4 separate regions of the Homo sapiens genome follow, and all the other regions are linked to region 4. Evidence: chromatin contacts called from ENCODE Hi-C or POLR2A ChIA-PET data. All regions are on one chromosome and are shown on one strand. The core of a region is the stretch at or near the end of the contact, and the rest is flanking DNA. Distances in the headings are between cores, read along the strand shown.

Region 1 (3,258 bases), core at 367-2,866, 490 kb before region 4:
CTGGCTTCCCTCTGCTTGAGGCATCAAATCTTCTTCCTGCTTGAGGATTTCAATCTTTCAGATGTTGTTTCATCTGGGTCCAGTGCCCTTCTACACTCAGTTCTTGGCATGACTTATTCTGTTATGAGTGTCTTAGTAGGTGACCTCCTCCCTTACTAGCAAGTCTCCCAACCATATTACTAATTCTGAGGATGAAAGGAGTTTGGCTTTCATTTTGCCAATTGAATTTGAATTTCATGACTATGATAGACTCAAAACACGCACCTGAGTGTGGTCCTTGTACCACTTGCATTAGAATCACCTGGAGGGAGGGGTGTCGAAGGCCATCTCAGACTTACTGAATTACAGGTTCTGGGGTGGGACTTAGAGATCTTCATGTTAAAACCCTCCAGGATGATCTGACGTTGAAGATCTGACATTTGGGACCCACTAATGCAGGAGACACACTGACACATCTGTTTGTTGTCTTGGTCCTTTCTTGTGGTGGGTGGGAAGTGCAGAGGGGCAAGGACTACGGGGGAAGGGGGAACTCTCCCTATGTGCCAGTGCTTCTGCCAGCCAACCCAGGTTCGCAGAAGATAAATGCACAATGGGCATTGCCATCCCAGGAAGCTCATTCTAAGTGAGAATTTACCTCGAGAAGTCACTTTACCTCTCTGAGCCTCAGATATTGCCTCTCTAAAAATGAGTAGTTAATACTATATAAGTTCTAAGCTCTAAGAACTCGTGGCCAGGCGCGGTGGCTCACGCCTGTAATCCCAGTACTTTGGGAGGCTGGGTCCGGCGGATCACGAGGTCAAGAGACCGAGACCATCCTGGCCAACATGGTGAAACCCCGTCTCTACTAAAAATACAAAAATTAGCTGGGCATGGTGGCACGCGCCTGTAATCCCAGCTACTCGGAAGGCTGAGGCAGGAGAATCGCTTTAACCCAGGAGGCGGAGGTTGCAGTGAGCCCAGATGACGGCACTGCACTCCAGCCTGGCGACAGAGCGAGACTCCGTCTCAAACAAAAAAACTAGTAACAGAGTTAGTTCAGGATAGGATGTGGTAGTGTGGTAGTCAGGTGGGGGAAGTACATAATGCGGGAAACTGGGAATTTGCCTTTTTAAATCAATGTCTGCAGTTGGATGGGGATAGATACGTCTGATGGCCCTCTAAAATGCAAATCGAGTGAATTTGCCCAGGGGGATACCCCTGGTTCTCCGCGCCTCAGTCACCCCACCTCAACCCCCAGCCCTCGTCTCAAGGGCACTTGTTGCTGCTAGACTGCAGGAAGAGGAAATTAAGAAGTGCAAAGAGCTGGGGACAGTGTGCAGCCCCGTTGGGAGAGTGAAGCTTTTGTCCCCCTCACCTGGGGCTCTTCCAGGTAACCCTCCCCACCACTCCTCTCCCTAGCTCCAAGGGCGGTGGCCCCTTTAACAGACCTGACAAATCGCTCCCCCATTTCCGCGGCCTCACCTCGGCGCGCGGTAGAACTGGATTGGTTGGGCCTGGCGTGCCGTTTGCTCCGCCCCCGCGCCCTCTGGTTGGCGGCGGCGGCCGCGGGCGCGGGGCGGGTCCGCCGGCGGGGCGGGGCGGCGTGTGCCCGGGGGCGGGCGGGCGGCAGGGCAGCAGGACCGCGGCCGGTGCCCCAGCCGAAGCCGGAGTCGCGCGGCCGGGAGCACGGGCGCCGGCATAGTACAATGAGGCAGCCAGCGGATCTTGGGTGAGCAGTCTCAGGGCCAGGCGGGGGCGGTGGAGGGAGCGCCCCGCGGATAAGGCCCGGGCTGGGCGCGGATCGACCCCGCGGGCTTCAAAGTACCGGTCGGGTCCGGCGGCCCTTGGCGTGGCGGGGCTCGGCCCCCCACCCCGCTGTCATGGTTCAGGTATTGAAGGGGACGCCCACCCGCGACACCCCCGGGCAATCCCTTCCTTCGGGGCCCCGCCGGATGGCTCGGGCTCGACTCCGGCGGGAGGAGCTGCCGGCCCCGTCCCCTCAGCCTGCGGTCCCCGGCCCCGGGCAGGGAGGCACCGTCACGCGCAAACTAGAGGAAAACGGCTTGCAATTTTATGAATGGGGCCCCGGGTTCCTGCCGCCCCCCTCACCGGCGACGCGAAATGCTTGAAAGTCGAGAACCGCAGTTACTTTTACTCGAATCTGTCAGAGGTTGTATGCGCCCCGGTGGTTTTTCTCCAACTCCTGGAGAACGCGGGTGGCGGTGGGGTGGTTTGTGTGCTTTAGCAGGGAGGCGGCGGCGTGCCGAAATCCGGGGGATCGGAAGGTTAACAAGTGACATTGGGCTGAGGCCTAGCGCCAGGTGCCTTGCGGGGAGGCGGTGTGGCCGTGGACGCCGTCGCTGCTGGCTGCTGAGCACGGAAACCATACGGTGGAACCGGAGAAGGCGGGGAACGGCTGGCCACATTGCACCACACGCTGCCTAGAGCGTACGGCTGCCATGGGAGTTGGTGCAGGGGAGTCTTCCCCTTTTGAAAACGATTTTTGGAAAACTTAGCCCCTCAGTGGGTTGATAGTTACTTAAACCATCGGTTGTTATGGTTACTGGGCGTCAAATGTAAGGGCAAAGTCTGTTTCCACCCTCGCTCTTTCTCCAGAGCTATGAAGTACTTTGTCACTGTGTTTTACAGACACTGTCCAGGGAGGACATCCTTTTTTAGAGTTGAGGGAAAATTGTGGGCTCCTTGAGGGCAGGGCTCGTGCCACGTTCACGTTTGAAGTGCCAGCGTCTTCACACCATCACCGCTCTGCACATGCATTAAAAGGAATGAGGCTTTTACATGTTTTGAGGATTCTCAGAGGATTCAGAGGAGTCATTTCAGGAGCCAGGTGTAAGCTGGAGGGGAAACAACGAGTGACTTTTATATGGAAAACAATAAGGAAAAATGGAGGGCAGGTTATCCTTGAACTCTGGAGTATGGGGAGTTTGAGGAGTCTAGGTTTGTGAGTTTTAGGGCTGGGTCACACAGAGACGCTTGTCTCATATTGGAAGAATGAAACTGCCATTTCTGTTAGCTCTTACCTAGCCCATAAACAATATTCTTTCAGATTCTCCCCAAAAATGGTAGTTGGTCTAAAGTTATGGTAAACAAGCCCCCTGAGGTGATGTGGATAGAGTGGGATTTTGCCATATCATTTCTTTCTTTTTTTTCTGGGCCCCTTTGGGAGTGTGAAGGCTTGGAGGGAGAGGATGTGGAGGGCTCTGGGTGAACTGAACTTGCTTGCATGTTTATCTCCAGTAAAAGGCACTGTGCCTGAGA
Region 2 (3,648 bases), core at 899-3,398, 280 kb before region 4:
ATGAATAAGAGGGGTACACCTGGAGGGGAGAGAAGAACATTCTAGGCAGCCATCTGGGGGGAGGGGTGAAATGGCGTGAGCGTGTGGGAGGTTTAGCATGTGGGAAATTCAGCATGTGCCAGGGAGGCTGTGTTAGTTTTGTTGGGCAAATGATAACGGCATACCTAGAATACTAGATATTTGAAAGTGAGTCAATGCATTTTTCTAAATGCCTGTTCCGTGAAGTCTTAGAGATTCTGAGGAACTCTAGGGAAGCTCCATTTTTATCTGATTTAATTTTGGGCTTCTAAATTTTCTTTAACAAACGCTTCTGATGCTTCTTAAAAACTTTGAAGAAATAGTGGACTACTGGAATAAATTATAATTTTGGGATTGCACTGACAGTTTACAGGCAACACGAGAAAACTGCTTTATTGCTTTCTAGCCATGTGCCTCTGTATACGTGCGGATTTCCTTTTAATGTGAAATGGTATTATTAAATCAAATACCAATTTTTCACCAGACTTTGTTACAGATGACTTCAGTGTTTTCCTGGATACTGAACCTACCATCAAAGGAGGAAGTGTTTGCCTTTTTGAGGATTTTTGAAAAAAATATGTAGGGTCTGAAGACACCTGCCAAAAGTATTGCTCCAAAAACTATTTTTGAATAATGATAACCTCACTGCAAAGATGCATGGCCTCTCAAAGCAATTGCTTTGAAAGAGGCAACAGTTATCTGGCTACATGATCTTTGGTGAGCTTAAAACAAATAAAACCCCCTGCAGTACAGTCATATCCTTGTAAACAGTGATTGCTTCTCTTGATTGCTGGCCTCATCTGTATCTGGCTAGAAATTTTGCAGTGATGTCGCAACTCTCTCCCATGCAAGGTTATCAACCTGGTTGACCAGACTTCAGAAAACGCACCTACCACCGTGTCTCGGGATGTGGAGGAGAAGCCCGCCCATGCCCCTGCCCGGCCCGAGGCCCCCGTGGACTCCATGCTTAAGGACATGGCTACCATCATCCTGAGCACCTTCCTGCTGATTGGCTGGGTGGCCTTCATCATCACCTATCCCCTGGTAAAGCTCAACAATTCCCCTTTGCCATCCACCTATTTCTGGGGCTTCTCTGCCTGTCGCCTCATGTCAGTGAGATCCAGACAAAAACAACCAGCACATTTCTTTCCCCATTTAAAAGTCAGTGTTTGTTGGCCGGGCGGGCACAGTGGCTCACGCCTGTAATCCCAGCACTTTGGGAGGCCGAGGCGGGTGGATCACAAGGTCAGGAGATCAAGACCATCCTGGCTAACACAGTGAAACCCTGTCTCTACTAAAAATACAAAAAATTAGCCGGGCATGGTGGCAGGGGCCTGTAGTCCCAGCCACTCTGGAGGCTGAGGCAGGAGAATGGCGTGAACCCGTGAGGCGGAGCTTATAGTGAGCTGAGATCACACCACTGCACTCCAGCCTGGGCGACAGAGCAAGGCGACAGAGCAAGACTCCATCTCAAAAAAAAAGAAAAAAAAAGTCAGTGTTTGTTTATCTTCAAAAACATAATTAAAGAGACACTAGCCTCCCAGAAAAGGACAATTTTGTTCCTAAATCTTAGTGTTTTTCAGCTAAGAGCTGATTTATAAGCCTTGCTCAAAGATGATTTTGAATAGTTATCTGTATTTTTAAAGAATAAGGATAATAGATGAAGACCTTTCCTCCCTTAAAAACTGCCATTAGAACTTCTGCTGGGGAGAAGAACCAAAAAAAGAAAAAAGAAGCTGCCTGTGAGATCAGCTTGTGTGAAAAAGGCAGTGTGGCCATCCCTTTACTTCCTAGTTGGAAATGAGCAAGTTCTGTAGCAGAACAGGCCATGGGTGGGATGAAATATGTGAGGGGCATGGTCCTTCAGCAGGTTGCTCAGAGCATCGAGATGCTGTTACCTGAGAGCTCAGGAAGCTAATGACCCGCCCAGGAATGGGAATGACAGACTCTTTATGGCACTCCCCACTGGCACGTCTGCACCTGATAGTTTCACTTTTCACCTCACTCAGTCCTATGAGGTCATTATTATTGATCCCTTGTCCACAAAAGAAGGAAGTAGACCCTGAGAAGCTAAGTAACTTTCCCCACGGGTACCCAGCTAGTAGACGGCATTTCTAGGACTCCACCCCATGGTGGAGAGAAGAAGAGACGACTCCCTGGTGGGTTGGTGGCTCACAGAAGTCCCTTCAGTCCACCTCCTGCACATGGGTAGGGATGATCACAGATCGCTGCTACTTCAGATAATGACAGAATGAATCCTTCAGAGTATTTGAGAGGCATGTGGCCTCGGGGAAGGCAGTGGGATGAAAGGCGGAAGCAGGACCTCAGCCAGGCTCACCATGTGTCAGCCCCACTGCCACCTCCTGGCTATGTGTATGCAGATGTACTCTGCATACCTAGAATACTAGAGCTTCCTCACCTGCCCCTCTGGATTACTGAGTGTCTGTGCGCTAGCCTCTAGCCAACACACAGACACGGTGGGTGGCGAACCTGGGGCTTGCTCTCACCCACCACTGGCTCAGCCATGCTACCTGTGCTTCCTGTTTGGTTTCACCTTTGCAACAACTCTCAGACTTTCATGAAAATCACAGAATTTTAGAACTGAATGAAACTGGCACAGCCCTCAACCTAGGGCACAGTCCCTCCCCTGGTGGCCATCCAGCCCCTCCTAGGGTTGGGGAGTGGGCTGTATGAGCAAGGATCTAACTAGTCGGTGGAAAGACGTCCAGTCATCGAAGCAATTCTGCTTCCAGGTGCCTTCTCACTGGTCTCTTTGTGCCCTGTTGGGTCACATAAAGTACACATGCTCCCTCCGCCACTGGGACCTGTCCCTTCCCAGCTGCTTGTTTCCCTGTGGGAACAGCTGCCCTTGTCTGGATGTGGGTTTCTCTTCCCAGAGCATGCATCAGCAGCAGCAGCTCCAGCACCAGCAGTTCCAGAAGGAACTGGAGAAGATCCAGCTCCTGCAGCAGCAGCAGCAGCAGCTGCCCTTCCACCCACCTGGAGACACGGCTCAGGACGGCGAGCTCCTGGACACGTCTGGCCCGTACTCAGAGAGCTCGGGCACCAGCAGCCCCAGCACGTCCCCCAGGGCCTCCAACCACTCGCTCTGCTCCGGCAGCTCTGCCTCCAAGGCTGGCAGCAGCCCCTCCCTGGAACAAGACGATGGAGGTAAAGCCAGTTGCCATCTTGGTGCTATTTTATGTTTTATTCGAGCACCTCCTGAGAAGTCCAAGGAGTCTCCATAAGATTGTAAACTACCATTCTCAGGGGTTCACTGTGTTCTCCTCTAACTTCCACTCTGGGGGTCTCTGTGGGAAGGCTTCTGCCCCATCCCTTGGCATCTCCCCTTCAGAGGGCCTTCTGGGAACCACCCTGGCCATCCTCCTGTCTTTCTCCACAAGGGCTGGGCGTCGCGGCTGACCAGAGGTGAGCTGCCCATTGGGCTGAAGAGAGTTCCCAGGGCCAGCCGGTGGCCAAGTGTGGAAGTGTCACAGTTGGTCTGCTTTCCTCTGTGGAAGTTGGCTCAAGCCAGTTGTCAGAGCCCCAATTCTGAGGGAACTGGCACAGAGCTGGTGCAGGGAACTCAGAGCCCTCTGTCCCAAGGAGTCTCCTCGTTTTACATGTCCA
Region 3 (3,419 bases), core at 411-2,910, 300 kb after region 4:
TTCTCTGGCTTTGGTGACTTCCCAGTCTTTCTCAACCTTTTCTCTCTCTCTTTTTTTTGGGGGGAGGTCTCACTCTGTCACGCAGGCTGGGGTGCAGTAGTGCAATCACAGCTCACTGTAGCCTTGACCTCCTGGGCTCAGGTGATCCTTCCCCCTCAGTTTCAAGAGTAGCTGGGACTGTAGGTGCACGCACCACCAAGCCCAGCTATTTTTTTTTTGTAGAGACGAGGTTTTGCCATGTTGGCCAGGCTGGTCTTGAACTCCTGGGCTCAAGCGATGCGCCCACCTCAGCCTCCCAAAGTGCTGGGATTACAGGCTTGAGCCACCACGCCCAGCCCTTCTCAACTCTTCCAAAGAAGCTCATAAACCAGCCTAGGGAGAAGTGTATTTGAATTTGGCTTCCTACTCCAGAATGCTTCCTTTAACAGAAAGTAACTCCCCACCCCATCTCCAAGAAAAATCAATGCTCAGAAAGCCATTCTGTGCTTACCTGGGCTTTCCCTTCTGTCAGGGCCCATGTGGATCCCAGGGTTCCTCCCTCCCTGATGGGCTGCTCTCCCCCGACCCCCACGATGGGGCACTAGGAGGCCGCCCCCGAGCTCTGCCTCAGCCCTCAGCCCACCTGCTGCCGCTTAGCCAGGGGCAGGTTGGCAGAGCCCAGGGTGCGCACAGCTCCGATGATCCTGCGCAGCTGCGGGTCCGTGAAGTTCTGCCAGATCGGTTCATACAGCTCCTTGGCCTTCTGGCCCCAGGCCTCCGCAAACTCCTGGCTGAGCAGGGCTGCTTCCTCCTATTGGGCACCAGGAGGGCAGGGAGGGTGTAGGACCCTGCTTAGATGCAGGCCATAAAGGAGAAGCCACGGTGCTGGGGGAGGGGAGGAAGGCCAAGGGCTTCCAGAGCCCGGGCCCTGGGGAGATCCCTGCGGGAGACCTTAGTTTGCGGAAGCCGCGCTTCCTCCTTCTGGAGGGAATCTGCCTCATGGGAATGGTGGAGCAGAAATTGGGACCAGAAAAGAGGCCGGGCGAGTGGAGGGTGGATGGACAGTGCAGTGCGGTGACGGTGACAGCGACAGCGTCCGGAGGTGAGAAGGCAGCTGCCCGAGAGCGCGGGGGCCCCAGAGCCAAGCCCAGCACCTTCGGCGAAGGCGGGCGCGGCCTGGGAGCAGCCACCCTCATCCATCCAACTCGTGCATGCTGGGAGCGCAGGCCGTGCGCGCAGCCCGGCGCTCGGGCCCCGCGGCTGACTGTCGGGGCGAGGGTCCGGGGTCGGGGTGGGGTTCGGGTCGGGGGCGCCAGCCTGCCCGCCCCACAAGCCGGCCGCGTGCTGTGATTGGCCGCCGCGGCCCCGCCCCGCCCCCGCCCGGGCCCGGGCGCCCACCTGGCGCCTTGCATTCTCCGCGGTGATGTTGGTGTCGTGCGCCCAGCTGGCGGCCACGCTCTGGAACAGCACCTGTTCGGCGCTGGAGTTGTAGCTCTGCGCGAAGAGCTGCGCCCCGGCCTCGTCAGCAGAAAAGTTGCCGGGCTGCAGCCCGGGGTCCAACGCCAGGGCGGGCTGCGGCGGCAGCAGCAACAGCAGCGGCAGCGGCAGCAGCAGCCCCGGCCCCCGGCGGCCCGAGGCGGCCCCCATGACGCGGTGCGCGGTGCTCGGCTCTGCCCCTTCTCCTGCGCCGCGGCCGCCCTGCGGGTTATAAAACCCGACACACCCCCGCCCCCGCCCCGCCGCGCTTCCTCCTCCGCTCCAGAGTCCCCAGCGGCGCGGGCCGAGGTTCCTGGCCCGCCCCGGGCAGGGGCGCGGGCCGGGGAGGGGCCGAGGTGCAGCCCGGGGGTGGCGGGATGGGGCTGGGTCGGGCTCCCGCAGAGGAAGCTGGAGAAAGGGCCTCCTCTCTTTAGAAGATGGGGACCCGGCAGTTTGCCGGAACACCCGAGCCTGCCCACCGTGCGGCCGCGCAGCCTCGGCCGGGGCCTGGGAGCCTAGCGGCCTCCGGCTCGATCTTCCCAGCCCGACCCCCCGGAGCCTCCCGCCTCCGGAGTGACAAGGCCGGGGCCCCAGGAGCTGTCCGCAGGCGCCGCTCGTGCGGCGGGGATGGGGCTGATCGGGCCTGGCCGGCTTCTTCACCAGGCCATGGTCGAGGGGCGGGGACGTCGCCTGCCGGGGGTAGGGGTGTGGCGGGGGGGAGAGGAGGGAGGCGGGGACCTTAGGTGTCTTGCAGGCGCCTCCGGGAGGTGCTGGAGGGGCTCAGGGCGGCCGGCACACCTGGGGCTTGGGGCTGCGAGGGAGGGGGAGCCACAGAGCGCAGGAGCTTTGGAGCGCCTGCCCTCTTTCCCCCCGAGGACACAGGCTGCCAGTCGCTCAGCAGAAAACATCACACACGATCCCAACAGAGTCCTAGAACCCGAGGCTAGCAGGCTTTGAGAGCGACACAAAGCCTCAGAGATGAGAACAACCCCCTCATTTTACAGATGAAGAAATTGCCGCTCAGGTTGAGAGGCTTGCTCCAAGTCACCTCAGGTCTCCACACTCCCCTGTGTTTTCCTGTCTCATCCACGTGTCCCTCAAAGTGACAAGTGTGGGGGAGGGAGGACAGTCTTGTCCTATTGGCGCACAGGGCGGTTGTGGAGGCCACCTCGGCACCATGGCGTCTGCTGCCAGAGGGGGGAAGCCCCTTGACCCTGGCAGAGGCCCGGCGGCGCAGTGGGAGGTGGGGCAATGGAGGAACCGTGGGGTGAGGCTGGGCGGTGGGATCAGGGAAGGAGCCAGGGACAGCTGCTCCCAAGACCCCAACCCATTAGGCTGCTGGGGGCTGTTGGGAATCACTTGGGCTTCTGGGTGAGTGGGGGATGGTGTCTGGGGCTCTGAGGGACACGTGCACCTTGCTGTGCAGCATGGAGTGTGTGCAGGAGGCTGTGACCCCGCGTTCCTGTGAGATGCACCTCCAGTGAGATCGCACTGACTTGTCAGATGACGTGTTGCAGGGGAGAGGGGGCGGTGGGGAGAGGAAGAAGGTGGCTGTCCCTAGCACTAGAGGGAGAAGGCAGGGCCTTGTTAAACACTGGCCGGCAGTGGGGCCGGGAGAGGAGAGCTGGGGTCAGGCCTGGCCCTGGCCCGCTTTGCCAGCCTCCCTCCTGACCTGCAGTTTTCCCTCACAACTCCTCCCTGCCCAGTTTGGCTTGGAGAGCCAGTGGATACCAGAGGACATGGGTGCACTTCTGGGCCGGCTACGTTGGTGGACGTTTGTGATCAGAGCAGCCCCATCGAAGGCCAGGGGCCAGGGAGGGCAAGGTGGTGGCCTGGGCTCTCCTCCCAGGAGCCACCCTGCTCTCAGGGGTCCTAACAGCTTGGCCTTCCAGGCTTTGAGGGCTGTGGGTGTCTGTGTGCAAATGAGCTGCTGTCTCCTGGGAGGAAGCAGTCTTTCTGTGGAA
Region 4 (3,444 bases), core at 300-2,799:
AAGCGCCTTAAGACATAGTCCCTGCGCTTGAGGAAGTCCTGGGTGTGTATACGAGAGAGGACAGACATAGAAACATCATTGACAAAAAGAAAACACAGGGAAGCCACAAGAAATTGGATAACTGCCTATAGGAGTGGGGGCAAGAGGGAAATTCTCAGTGATGAGAATGTAATTCCCCAAAACTCTCGACAGCTTCTCCTGTTTTTGATGCATATGTTTGCAATTCCATGTAAATTATTTATTCACATCAGATACGCTCTCAAGTAGGCCGCAAAAAAGTTTGTGTGACTACAGTGATGCTAATAATCGACCTACTCAACGCTGCACAAAGATCATCGCCTATATCTTTTCACTCCTCTCATTTGGCAGCTTTTGCCTCTCAGGACCCCAAATTCGGAGGCCTGCATCTCCCAAGCGCTGCCTCCTTGGGTCAGAATTCTCCCCGCGCTATTCCTGCCCTGGAGCCGGGCACCCTGCAAATCCTTTTCCTAGGCGAGGGGGCGCCGCCTCCGGAAAGCCGCCAACTGGGCCTCGGTAAGACTTGTGAGGGAAGCGGGAGCTGTGGGAGGGCGACGCGGCTAGGAAGGAACCCTAGAGGCCTCAGCCCCCACTCCCACCCCTTCCCGGCACCCCGGCCGCCGGTGCCCCGAGGCTCTGCCGACTCTTTGTTAAGCGAGGCCGCGGTTCCTCCGCCCTCGCTAGGCCCAGCAGTTGCCTCCAGTGCCCCCAAGGACTGGCGGCCTTGCGTCCAGAAACCCCACGCACAAACCTGCTGCTATGGCTGCAGCGGCAGCTGCTACAACCGCGGGCGCGGAGCGAATCCCGGAGCCCAAAGTACGCGCTGTCCCGGCCCGGTCCCGCCGCGCTCCTTCCTCTCCGCCCCCTTCGCCGCCGCCGCCGCCACCACCACCACCGCCGCCGCCACCGCCACCACCGCCACCGCCTCACGGCCCGTTGCTGAAGGGGGGAGGGGAACAAAAACGCGACATGCGCAGTGAGGAACGCGCGGGCAGAAGGGCGGGGCCGGGGCTACGGCTCCCGGAAGGCGCCTGACCTTAAAGCTCCAGAACGCCTCACAGGCTCCTCAGATACTCTGACGGGAAACTGCAGTTGGGTGGACAGTGTTCATGACCCATCTAGAAAGTGGGTCTGCGAATGAAGAAAAAGTGGCGTCAAGGGGCTAGCCAAAAATCCCAAGAGAAAACGGGTTGGACAGAAACCATATTTACATGAACATGCCTATAGTTTAAACTGTTGCATATACTACTAGAGCGACACTCTTGCCTCTGGCCACGTGGTCCCACACAGCATGGCCACCTTTAGCTTCCGGAGCACCGGTTCCGTGTGACGTCAACTTGACGGAATCCTAGGTAGGAGGATTGGGATAGGCGAGGGCAGTTCCGGCCCAGGGGCGGGGATTATGTAATTTTCCCAAAAGCCCCACCTCGCCTCAGCCGGGCGGGAGAGAGGGAGGTCTCGCGCTTTCCCCGGGGTTGCGTCCCGCCCCGCAGGCTGCGCGCAGGCGCTGACGAGCCGCTCGCATTCTACGTAACGGACGGCGGAGGCTACGTGAAGAGAGGCGCGGCGTGACTGAGCTACGGTTCTGGCTGCGTCCTAGAGGCATCCGGGGCAGTAAAACCGCTGCGATCGCGGAGGCGGCGGCCAGGCCGAGAGGCAGGCCGGGCAGGGGTGTCGGACGCAGGGCGCTGGGCCGGGTTTCGGCTTCGGCCACAGGTAAGGAGCGGGCCAGGACGCGCTCGTCGGCGTGGCCGGGCCAGGCCGAGCGGTGACTCCGAGTTGCTTGGCCTGTAGCCCGGTCCGGTTGAGATAATTGTAATGGTTTGGGGGAACTTTCCCACGGAGCTGTGAGCAAATGATAGCCAAAAGGGCAGAGTTAGAGGAAATGTACAGTGTGTGCCGGAGGATGACATTAGGATGTATTGATTCTCTTGGGTGGGGAGAAACTAGGCAAAGGGGTTTAATAGAAGCAAAAACCTCTGTGGCCAGTCTCTTCTGGAGGTTTCTAAAATGAAACGTGTTTGTATCCAACACATATAAAGAGACAGAGGAAAGTCTGCATGATTTCCAGAATACTCGTTTTGGCCGTTGTCAGGAAGACCTAATCTAAAATGACAACAAGGAATGATGGCCTCACTCAGTCCTCTTTCCTCAAGTCTAGACTCAGTCGCTGAGGAACTATTGGATGAGCTTGCAGAAAATAATCAAACCAGACTTGTTAGCGCTTGTGTGAATTTTCCTTGGTCCTGTGTTGCTTGCTTCAGGAGTCATAGAGGCTGGGTGGTCTGGCAAGGACTTGTGCATTTGAGAACTGACAGGTGCAGCGGAGACTTCTAAGAGGGAAAACCAAGGTAAAAATGGCTTGGATGATTGTAACCTAAATAACCTTGAAGGATCTCCATTATAGTGCTGAGTTATCTCAGAAGTGTTTCTATGGTGTGAATATTCTAATTGGAAATTCAATTTGAAATGATCGGATCTTTTGGCAGGCTGTTAATCGAGTTGACTGTTCCGGTGTTAACTTTTAGTTGCTTCTATATGAAAAAAAAGTTTTAAGAGTAGGATTTGAAAAGGAGGCTGGGCGCGGTGGCCCACGTCTGTAATCCCAGCACTTTGGGAGGCCGAGACGGGTGGATCACGAGGTCAGGAGATCGAGACCATCCTGGCTAACACAGTGAAACCCCGTCTCTACTAAAAATACAAAAAATTAGCCCTGCGTGGTGGCGAGCGCCTGTAGTCCCAGCTACTTGGGAGGCTGAGGCAGAAGAATGGCGTGAACCCGGGAGGCGGAGCTTGCAGTGAGCCGAGATCGTGCCACTGCACTCCAGCCTGGGTGACAGAGTCAGACTCCGTCTCAAAAAAAAAAAAAAAAAAAAACCCTTGGTACATATCTCCCGTAATACCCACTGCAGCCCTAAGAGGCAAGTAGCAAATGGTATCCCTTTTTTGTATGTGGAGAACAGGGAATTTTAAGTAATTAGGCTAAGGTCATATTGCTGGTAAATGGTAGAGCTGACATTTTATTTTATTATTTATCTATTTTTTTGAGACAGAGTCTCACCCTGTTGCCCAGGCTGGAGTGCAGTGGCGCAATCTTGGCTCACTACAACCTCCATCTCTCGGGTTCAAGCGATTCTCCTGCCTCAGCGTCCCGAGTAGCTGGGATTACAGGTGCCTGCCACCACGCCCGGCTAATTTTTGTATTTTTAGTAGAGGTGGGGTTTCACTATTTTGGCCAAGCTGGTCTCGAACTCCTGACCTCAAATGATCCACCCACCTCGGCCTCCCAAAGTGCTGAGATTACAGACGTGGACCACCACGCCTGGCCTAGAGCTGACATTTTAAACCAAGTCTAATTTCACCAAAGTATGTGCTGTTTTCTATATTTCTTCCACTTTTGACCAAATATCACAACATGAGAACTAG

What was found. A loop is a pair of places that touch in the nucleus more often than their neighbours do. ChIA-PET counts read pairs that join two places held with the same protein, here RNA polymerase II (POLR2A). Pooled maps may share reads with other maps.
Region 1: a map of CD8-positive, alpha-beta T cell shows a loop between it and region 4 (17-fold over the local background). The contact joins the promoter of TEX2 here to the promoter of CCDC47 in region 4. A Hi-C loop is called at or near these places in 2 of 168 maps with a recorded cell type or tissue (CD8-positive, alpha-beta T cell and naive thymus-derived CD4-positive, alpha-beta T cell), 1 of 37 single-sample maps with no recorded cell type and 13 of 50 pooled maps. POLR2A ChIA-PET finds 5 or more read pairs at or near these places in 3 of 52 experiments (CD4-positive, alpha-beta memory T cell, PC-9 and activated T-cell).
Region 2: a pooled map shows a loop between it and region 4 (2.8-fold over the local background). The contact joins the enhancer-like site here to the promoter of CCDC47 in region 4. A Hi-C loop is called at or near these places in 1 of 50 pooled maps. POLR2A ChIA-PET finds 5 or more read pairs at or near these places in 3 of 52 experiments (CD4-positive, alpha-beta T cell, activated B cell and activated T-cell).
Region 3: a loop to region 4 is called in a pooled map, with 2.4 times the contacts of the local background. The contact joins the promoter of ACE here to the promoter of CCDC47 in region 4. A Hi-C loop is called at or near these places in 2 of 50 pooled maps. POLR2A ChIA-PET finds 5 or more read pairs at or near these places in 5 of 52 experiments (AG04449, GM12878, H1 and 2 more).

Annotation. Positions count from the first base shown.
Region 1 is chr17:64,261,618-64,264,875 of GRCh38, reverse strand. It overlaps TEX2 (testis expressed 2), which reads left to right and starts at 1,616. Exons shown (of 12, transcript NM_001288732.2): 1 at 1,616-1,708. RefSeq lists a silencer at 1,419-2,028.
Region 2 is chr17:64,055,216-64,058,863 of GRCh38, reverse strand. ERN1 (endoplasmic reticulum to nucleus signaling 1) reads left to right here. Exons shown (of 22, transcript NM_001433.5): 12 at 871-1,062; 13 at 2,916-3,189. Among named protein-coding and RNA genes, the nearest start is that of ICAM2, 36 kb to the right of the region's middle. RefSeq lists a silencer at 1,852-1,901 and enhancers at 2,212-2,331, 2,120-2,863, 2,864-3,607. Within about 2 kb of position 2,148, at least 8 of the 41 ENCODE cell types and tissues checked have a DNase peak (open chromatin) inside an H3K27ac peak, as active enhancers do.
Region 3 is chr17:63,475,302-63,478,720 of GRCh38, reverse strand. It overlaps ACE (angiotensin I converting enzyme), which reads right to left and starts at 1,660. Exons shown (of 25, transcript NM_000789.4): 1 at 1,378-1,660; 2 at 623-790. The coding sequence starts at 1,626. RefSeq lists silencers at 1,151-1,210, 1,311-1,400.
Region 4 is chr17:63,771,702-63,775,145 of GRCh38, reverse strand. It overlaps CCDC47 (coiled-coil domain containing 47), which reads left to right and starts at 1,549. Exons shown (of 13, transcript NM_020198.3): 1 at 1,549-1,734. DDX42 (DEAD-box helicase 42) reads right to left here and starts at 976. Exons shown (of 18, transcript NM_203499.3): 1 at 770-976. RefSeq lists a silencer at 648-937 and enhancers at 1,068-1,377, 1,090-1,674.